2 separate regions of the Mus musculus genome follow, and region 1 is linked to region 2. The links are chromatin contacts, found by Hi-C or POLR2A ChIA-PET in ENCODE. All regions are on one chromosome and are shown on one strand. The core of a region is the stretch at or near the end of the contact, and the rest is flanking DNA. Distances in the headings are between cores, read along the strand shown.

Region 1 (3,996 bases), core at 464-2,963, 35 kb after region 2:
ACAATGTTGTGAAATCACAAAGAACCAATAAAAAAATGTTTAAAAACAAAATAAATATTTCAAGTAGGTTTTGGTTTTTTAATTAATTTGTGTATTTGGTTTTGCTTTTCTGAGATAAAGTCAGTAAATTCAGACACACCAATTACCAGGAAAATTTGATTGACCCATATATGACAAACTGCTGTAAGCCATCCTACTTAAGGACCTGCCATAGTATAACTGACTGTGTCAGCTTGTCTGTAGAAGGGGGTGGGTTGCAGTCTGTCTGTCTGTATGTATGTCTGTCTTGGAGGTTTCTTAGCAGATTGCCTATGGCACACACTGCATTCAGGTTTAAGGCCACCTAGGTGGAAGTCATTTTCTTTAACTAATTTTGTGGAGATTTACAGACTGGGGACAACTTTGGATATTTGTTTGTTGATGTTTTGTTATTCTTTTATTTATTTTATTTGAGGCAGGGACTCTCTATATAGCCCTGGCTGTCCTGGAACTTACTGTGTAGATCAGGTTGGCCTTGAACTCATAGAGCTCCTTCTACCTCTGCCTCTGAACGTGGAGATTAAAAGTATGCACCACAAGGTCTTATTCACAAGCTATTATTTACCCTGTAAGGCAGCACCTGCTATGTAGCCCACACTGGCCGCTGACTTAGTGGAGCCATTCCTCTTCCCCAGCCTCTCCCAAATGCAGGGATTGCAGATGCATTATGTAGAATGGGTTTTTGGTTTGTTTATTTGGTTTTGTGGTTTTTTTTTTTTGTTGGTGGTGGTGGTGGTGTTTTTTTAAGATATGGGGCTGGAGAGATGGCTCAGTGGTTAAGAGCACTGACTGCTCTTCAGAGGTCCTGAGTTCAAATCCCAGAAACCACATGGTGGTTCACAACCATCTGTAATGAGATCTGATGCACTCTTCTGGGGTGTTTGAAGACAGCTCCAGTGTACTCATATAAAATAAATAAATTTTCAAAAGGTGAGGAGGGAGGCAAACATCCCTTTCCAAAAAGAAAGAAAGAAAGAAAGAAAGAAAGAAAGAGAGAGAGAGAGAGAGAGAAAGAAAGAGAGAGAAAGAAAGAAAGAAAGAAAGAAAGAAAGAAAGAAAGAAAGAAAGAAAGAAAGAAAGAAAAGACGTGTAGCTCAGACTGGCCTTGAACTTGTTATGTAGCTGTAGCTGTGGGTGACCTTGTCCTCTTTTGGGTGGGGGGTGTGGAGATGGAACAGGACCTTTCTCTTTCTTTCTCTCTCTCTCTCTCCTTCTCTTTCTTTTTTTGGTTTTTCGAGACAGGGTTTCTCTGTGTAGCCCTGGCTGTCCTGGAACTCACTCTGTAGACCAGGCTGGCCACGAACTCAGAAATCCACCTGCCTCTGCCTCCTGAGTGCTGGGATCAAAGGTGTGCACCACCACTGCCCGGCTGACCTTGACCTCTTGCTGGCACATACCCTAGGGCTGCAACAACTAGTCTGCACGACCACACCTCGGCAGCTGTGGTTTTTACTTGAGTCTGAATCTGCTCCTGAATGGAAAGCAAGCACTCTTTCCACACACACCTCCCTGTCTTTCTCGACGATCTTGCCACCCTGGCCTTAACTCCCTCCATCTGCCAACCTGAGCCAGCAACTCAACAAGTTACCTTTTAGGTAACTTGTTCCTTTAAGAACATTCCGCCCCACCCCCGGGTCCTCCCAGTCAGGCCGGATTTCCTGCCCAAGCCCTGCCTTTTAAAGTCATCACTTCAACTTTCAGGACTGCGACCAGACACACTGAGGGACCCTGAGGGGTCCCGGGGTGCTGAAAGTAAGCAGAAATAGGCTGTGACAGGTGTATATATATACCCAGGGCTCTACTGGGAAACGGGACCAGGGCAGGGAAGATCCTGAGAGAAAGCAAAGTCACTTGGGAGTGGGTAAAAATGTCACGCCCAGCCCTCTCCTCTTACGAAGGAGGGAGGAGCTGTCAGAGCTGTTCTTCTAGCTCGAGAAGCAAGGATGCCAGTTAGTAGGATGCCAGATTCTTTTTGGTTTTTCGAGACAGGGTTTCTCTGTGTAGCCCTGGCTGTCCTGGAACTCACTCTGTAGACCAGGCTGGCCTCGAACTCAGAAATCCACCTGCCTCTGCCTCCCGAGTGCTGGGATTAAAGGCGTGCGCCACCACGCCCGGCCAGGGTGCCAGATTCTTGAGGGTCTCTCTTCCATATTGCCTGCCTAACAGGGCCCTGGCTTCCTACCACCGTCGTCTCCTTCCTCTGTTTTCTGTATGCGGCGGAGTGTGTGGGAAGACATGGTTATCCCCCTCACACCCCATTCCATTCCATTCCTCTCCCAGGAGCTCCTTGGAGATGCTTCTGCTGTGGCTGCTGCTGCTGCTGCTCCTCCTCGTGCCCCTGCTGGCCATACTCTGGCAGCAGAGGTCTCGGGGTGCCAGGCCATGCTGGCTGATCAGTCTCCAACACCGAGTGGCCTGGGGGATGCTGGGCTGGGCAGCCGCCTGGCAGCAGTGGAGACTAGACCGGAGCACGTTGAATGTGGGCCAGAGCCAGCAGCAGGCCCTCATGTGGTGTCTGAAGAAAGCCCAGGGCTCCTGCTGTCTCCCCAGGGAGGACACAGGTGTGTTTCTGGCACCTGGGGGAGGTGACCCAAGGAGAGAAAATAGCCCACAAGGCAGTCAGATTCTAGAACTCAAGGGCCCCTTCATTTACCACCAATATGATGTGGCCTGGTGCAGAGCCCTACCATGGCTTACAACCTGACACCTATTAGGATGGGTTTTCCTTTGCTGGGCCCTGGTCTAGCCTTCACCTCATTTCCCAGGCCCTTTCTGGGTTCCTTTCTCAAGGCTCTCCACAGTCTTCTCACTTCCTGAGGAGTTTCTGATTTTTTTTGGGGGGGGGGTCTACAGATATGAGAACCTTCCGGAATCATCTTCCACTGACCCAAACCAGCCACACTCAGGAGCAAGAAAGTGAAGAGACGCTCCCATCCCCTGCCTCCCCCCAGTACCATGGAGACGCCTCTTTGCAGGTAAACAGAGGTACCTCCACCTCACAACAGCAGACCCCTCCCAAAAGGAGGTACAAAGAAGGCCCGCTATGGTAGCTGGGGTCTGGTTCTAAGGTCTGAATGACAGGCCCTCCTGTCTCCCTCCAGGCCACCCTGCTGGGTCTAATAACCCTAAACAAGGCCTACCCAGAAGCGCTGGCTCCAGGAAGTACTGCCTGTGTGACCCCTACATCGCCATGGCCCTGCTCTGTCCCCTGGCTTGGGCACGCCCTGGGCCGGGTAAGCCCCGATGGAGCCAAGGACCCCCGGACCCTGCTGCTGGAGGCATTGATATCCCCGGGGCTGAGGGTACTTGAGGCAAGGACTGCAGTGGAGCTCCTGGATGTCTTTGTGGGCTTGGAGGCTGATGGTGAAGAACTGGCTGAGGCCATAGCAGCTGGGATTCTGGGAACGCTTCTCCCCAAACGAGCCGCTGAGCTGAAGGAGGCCCTAGAGCAGGGACCCCGAGGATTGGCCCGCCGGCTCTGGCCAAAGCTGCAGGTGGTGGTGACTCTGGACTCAGGAGGACAGGCAGAAGCTGTGGCTGCCCTTAGGGTCCTGTGGTGCCAAGGGCTAGCCTTCTTCTCTCCTGCTTATGCTGCCTCAGGAGGTCAGCTTGATGCGGGGGGGGATTGGATGGATGCAGGTGGGGCTGGGGGCAGATGTCATACAGCTAGCTACCATGCATTGAGGCACATACACTTACCTTCTTCAACCCTCCTCAGTGCCTGGGATGGTATGGGTTACTAGCTCTGACTAACAGCCGAGCACACTAAGGTTCACTGAGACAAAGTGTCTCAGGCAGACTCAGGTGGTACCAGGATTTGTTTCCACCTCTGATCCCTGCCAGAACCACAGCCTCTCTGCCTGCTTCTGCTCAGTCAAGACCAGGAAAGAGCAGGCTGGCCCTGGGGGTGGTCTCCAGAGAGGTTGAATCAGGAGGGCCAGGTGCTTAGAGGAGCCG
Region 2 (3,743 bases), core at 1,081-3,580:
TGTATGGATGCGTACACATGAGGGCACCTATCTGCAGAGGCCAGAAAACAGCTGGAGCTGGCGTTTCAAGTGGTTGCGAACCACCTGGTGTGGCCGCTGGGATCTGAACTCAGGTCCTCGGGAAGAGCAGGAAGCTCTCTTAACCACACAGGCCTCTCTCCAGCCTCTGAGCTTGCCTTGTTTTGGTTTGTTTGTTTGTTTGTTTGTTTTTGAGACAAGGTCTCTCACTTTTTGAGACAGGCCCTGGCTGTCCTGGAACTCAAAAGTGCTGAGATTAAAGGCAAGAAAGAACCATGCCTGGCTTTTTTTTTTCCCCCCAAGGTAAAGTTTCACCGTGTAGTTATGAGTGGCCTGCATTCACTATATAGACCAGACTAGTCTTGGACTCAAGATCAGCCTTTGTCTCCCATGTGCTGAAATTTATATCTTATAAATCAGATATTTAACATATTGATTTAATAATCAAAACATTCATAGCTCTCTGGTTTTTTGTTTTTCTGAGATAGGGTCTCATACTATATAGCTCTGGCTGTCCCGGAACTCACTAAATGGTTTTTTTTTTTTTTCTTTTTAAAAACTAATAATGGTTACATTTCAGTGTTGACTTAGCCAACATTTTTATCTCTATTATGAATTATATACTTGAGCTTTAAAATTGTTAGATCGGTATAACACAGTTCAGTAGCAATGCATCTTACCGTGCAGTGCTAGGACAAAGCTTACAACACACGAGACAGCTGTACCACTGAGCGGCTGCCTCCTCAGCCCTGCCGCATCCTCACCAGCCATCAGCGGTGCCCAGCAGCGTGCAGGGCAGGGAGCTTGCCCGTCGTTGGCCTCAGTCTGTCCGTGAGTGTCCAAGTTCATCACAAGTTCATCAGACTAGCCAGGCTTTGACCAGGGTGGTGAGCTCCTCTTTGGAGAGCCAGCCTTGTTGCTGCTGGGAGAAGGCTGTCCCTACCCACTGGAGATGTTGCCTTACAGTAATTGCTACAGCTTGTTAGCAAGGCTCCGTTCAGAAACAAGCCTGCCGAAGGAAGGCAATTAAAAAAAAAATCCCAGCTTCATATAATTAAGAGGGGGAAAAACTGACTAAATATGAGAACATCAAACACACCTCAATTAGTCCAGTCCTTTTCCTTTTCTTTCTGTTTTAATGATTTGGGAGATTTCGGAAAACATTAATAGGAAGTTTCTGCTGATTAAAAATCTCACTTAGAGGCTAGATCAGCGGTAGAGCATTCGTCCAGCTAAGCAGACTGGCTCCATACCACAAAAGAGAGAACAAAAGCCAACTTTCGTTTATTCGAGTACAACAGCGCATTCCTGTAATTCCAGCTACTCAGGAAGCTGAGGCAGGGGAATTACTTAAGCCTAGGAACTCGAGACAGTCCTAGGCAAATGGGCTTTCAGCCAGCAGATCTCCTGAGTAGTCTACTTATTGAATAAGCTTTGGGAAATTGGGGTTGATATTAAGGAAAACGTGGGTTTTAGGTAGGGTTTTGTTTTTTCCCCATAGAGAAATAGAGATATCACCGAAGAGTTTCCAGCTCTTCGTATTGAAGCTGTCATGAAGTCTCTGATTGTAGGCTATGGTTGAGTCCAAATTGAGAACCAGACTCCTGTGTTCTGTTCAAAGACTGGATCCTCTCAGCCGGGCAGTGGTGGCGCACGCCTTTAATCCCAGCACTTGGGAGGCAGAGGCAGGTGGATTTCTGAGTTCAAGGCCAGCCTGGTCTACAAAGTGAGTTCCAGGACAGCCAGGGTTATACAGAGAAACCCTGTCTTGAAAAAACAAACAAACAAAAAAAGACTAGATCCTTTCAACAGTGGGCTCCCAGTCAGAACAGAGGAGCAAGGCTGTGCCTGCAGCCCGTCTAGCCTTCCACTTCATACATATTTTCTTCAACCCATAGAGAATACACTTCTAAAAATTGGCTTTGTCCCTACCCTTTCCAGACACAGGTTGGGTGGTCTCTGGTAAGGTCGTCTCAGGGCTTTGGTGCGCGTCTGCCTAGCTGTTTGCCACCAGCCACTTGCTAACTTCAGGGATTTGTGGGTGGCTGTCTTTTAGCTGCCGCTGGCTCTCTTCCCTGGCTGTGGACCTGGTCAGCAGTAATTAGATATTATTTCAGCCTGACAGCTGTTTGGTTTGTCAGCGTGCTAAGTCACTTAAGTATTACCCAGCAGCAATTGTTGCCTAACTTAGTAGACAAAAATCTTTTAAGGACAAAAAGAAAGAAGATAAGGAGGAAGTGGACCCAACCCCTGTCACCAGCTGAACAGCTCAGGATGACACGAGGTCTGGGGACTGGCTTCTCGCCTTCACTGGAGGAGTCAGTGTTATTTCCAGGTCCCATATCTGCAGTGATGACAGACTATTCTCCTGGGTGTGAATACTTGTAGGCATCTTCTGTCCTGATGCCTCCCTTCCAGGGTCCCTTAGGAAGGGCAGTGACTGGGGGCCTGGAGCCAGTCAAGGTTGGAAAGAACATGCAGAACTATATACCCTGTCCCACATACCCTGGAGATACGAGTATAAACTGGAAGTTAGAAGACCCCTTATTCCCTTTATTCCTAGGAGGGGGTGGGTTAATATCAGAGTCAGTCAGTAAAGGGAAGGGAGGAAGGAGTATTTAGAGAAAGAAGTGTAAAGCTCAGCTAAAAGAATTGTAGAGTCAGGCATTGTAGACATTTAGCCAACTTATGTCGGGGTGTTTCTTAACCCGTGAATTATAGAAGAAATCACGTTCCAGACTCCCATGATGGCTCACACCTATAATCCCAGCACCCACAAAACAAATGTAGTATGTAAAGGCTGCATGTGTACAGGCTCCTATGCATGTATGTATACAGATTGTGTAATTTTTTTCCCCTAGGGACTCAATAGATCTTGATAATCCACAGGAGAACATTAAGGCCACCCAGCTCCTGGAGGGCCTGGTGCAGGAGCTGCAGAAGAAGGCGGAGCACCAGGTGGGGGAAGATGGGTTTTTGCTGAAGATCAAGCTGGGGCACTATGCCACACAGCTCCAGGTGGGTACAAACACTGGCCACACTTAGGCCCTGCCCTCTTGAGGACTTCTTCATTTAATTTTCTGTAGACACGTGTTCTGATCTTTAACCCGGCATCGTAGAAATGTGTGTTTCACGCACATGGTTTTGATTGGCTTTGTGGTTGCGGCTGTTACCTTCTTTGAGACAAGAGTCTCACCGTGGGGCTGGAGAGTTGGTTCTGTGGTTAAGAGCGCTTCCTGCTTGTCTTAGGGTTATTATTGCTGTGATGAAACACTATGACCAAAAGTGAATTGAGGAGAACACCGTTTATCTGGCTTACACTTCCACATCACAGTTCGTCATTGGTGGAAGTCGGGACAGGAACCCAAACAAAGCAGGAAGTTGGTGGCAGAAGCTGATACAGAGGCCATAGAGGAATGCTGCTTACTGGCTTGCTCCCCATTGCTTGCTCAGCCTGCTTTCTCATAGCTCCCAGAACCACCAGCCCAGGGGCGGCCCCACACACAATGGGCTGGGCCCTCCCACATCAATCACTAATTAACAAAATGCCCTATAGGCTTTCCTACAACCCAAACCTATCATAAGAAGGCATTTTTCTCCACTGAGGCGCCCTCTTCTGATGACTCTAATTTGTGTCAGGTTGATAGAAAACCAGCCAGCGTGCTGCTATTGTAGAGGACCTGGGTTCAGCTCTCAGCACCCACATCAGGAAACTCACAGTAACC

What was found. A loop is a pair of places that touch in the nucleus more often than their neighbours do. ChIA-PET counts read pairs that join two places held with the same protein, here RNA polymerase II (POLR2A).
Region 1: a loop to region 2 is called in a map of T-helper 2 cell, with 1.9 times the contacts of the local background. The contact joins the promoter of Ghdc here to the enhancer-like site in region 2. A Hi-C loop is called at or near these places in 1 of 37 maps with a recorded cell type or tissue (T-helper 2 cell). POLR2A ChIA-PET finds 5 or more read pairs at or near these places in 1 of 5 experiments (Patski).

What each region holds. Positions count from the first base shown.
Region 1 is chr11:100,768,674-100,772,669 of GRCm38, reverse strand. Ghdc (GH3 domain containing) reads left to right here and starts at 1,713. Exons shown (of 9, transcript NM_031871.1): 1 at 1,713-1,791; 2 at 2,320-2,600; 3 at 2,893-3,014; 4 at 3,141-3,642. The coding sequence starts at 2,333.
Region 2 is chr11:100,804,163-100,807,905 of GRCm38, reverse strand. It overlaps Stat5b (signal transducer and activator of transcription 5B), which reads left to right. Exons shown (of 19, transcript NM_001113563.2): 3 at 2,880-3,036. Among named protein-coding and RNA genes, the nearest start is that of Ghdc, 35 kb to the right of the region's middle. Within about 2 kb of position 2,330, at least 1 of the 3 ENCODE cell types and tissues checked has a DNase peak (open chromatin) inside an H3K27ac peak, as active enhancers do.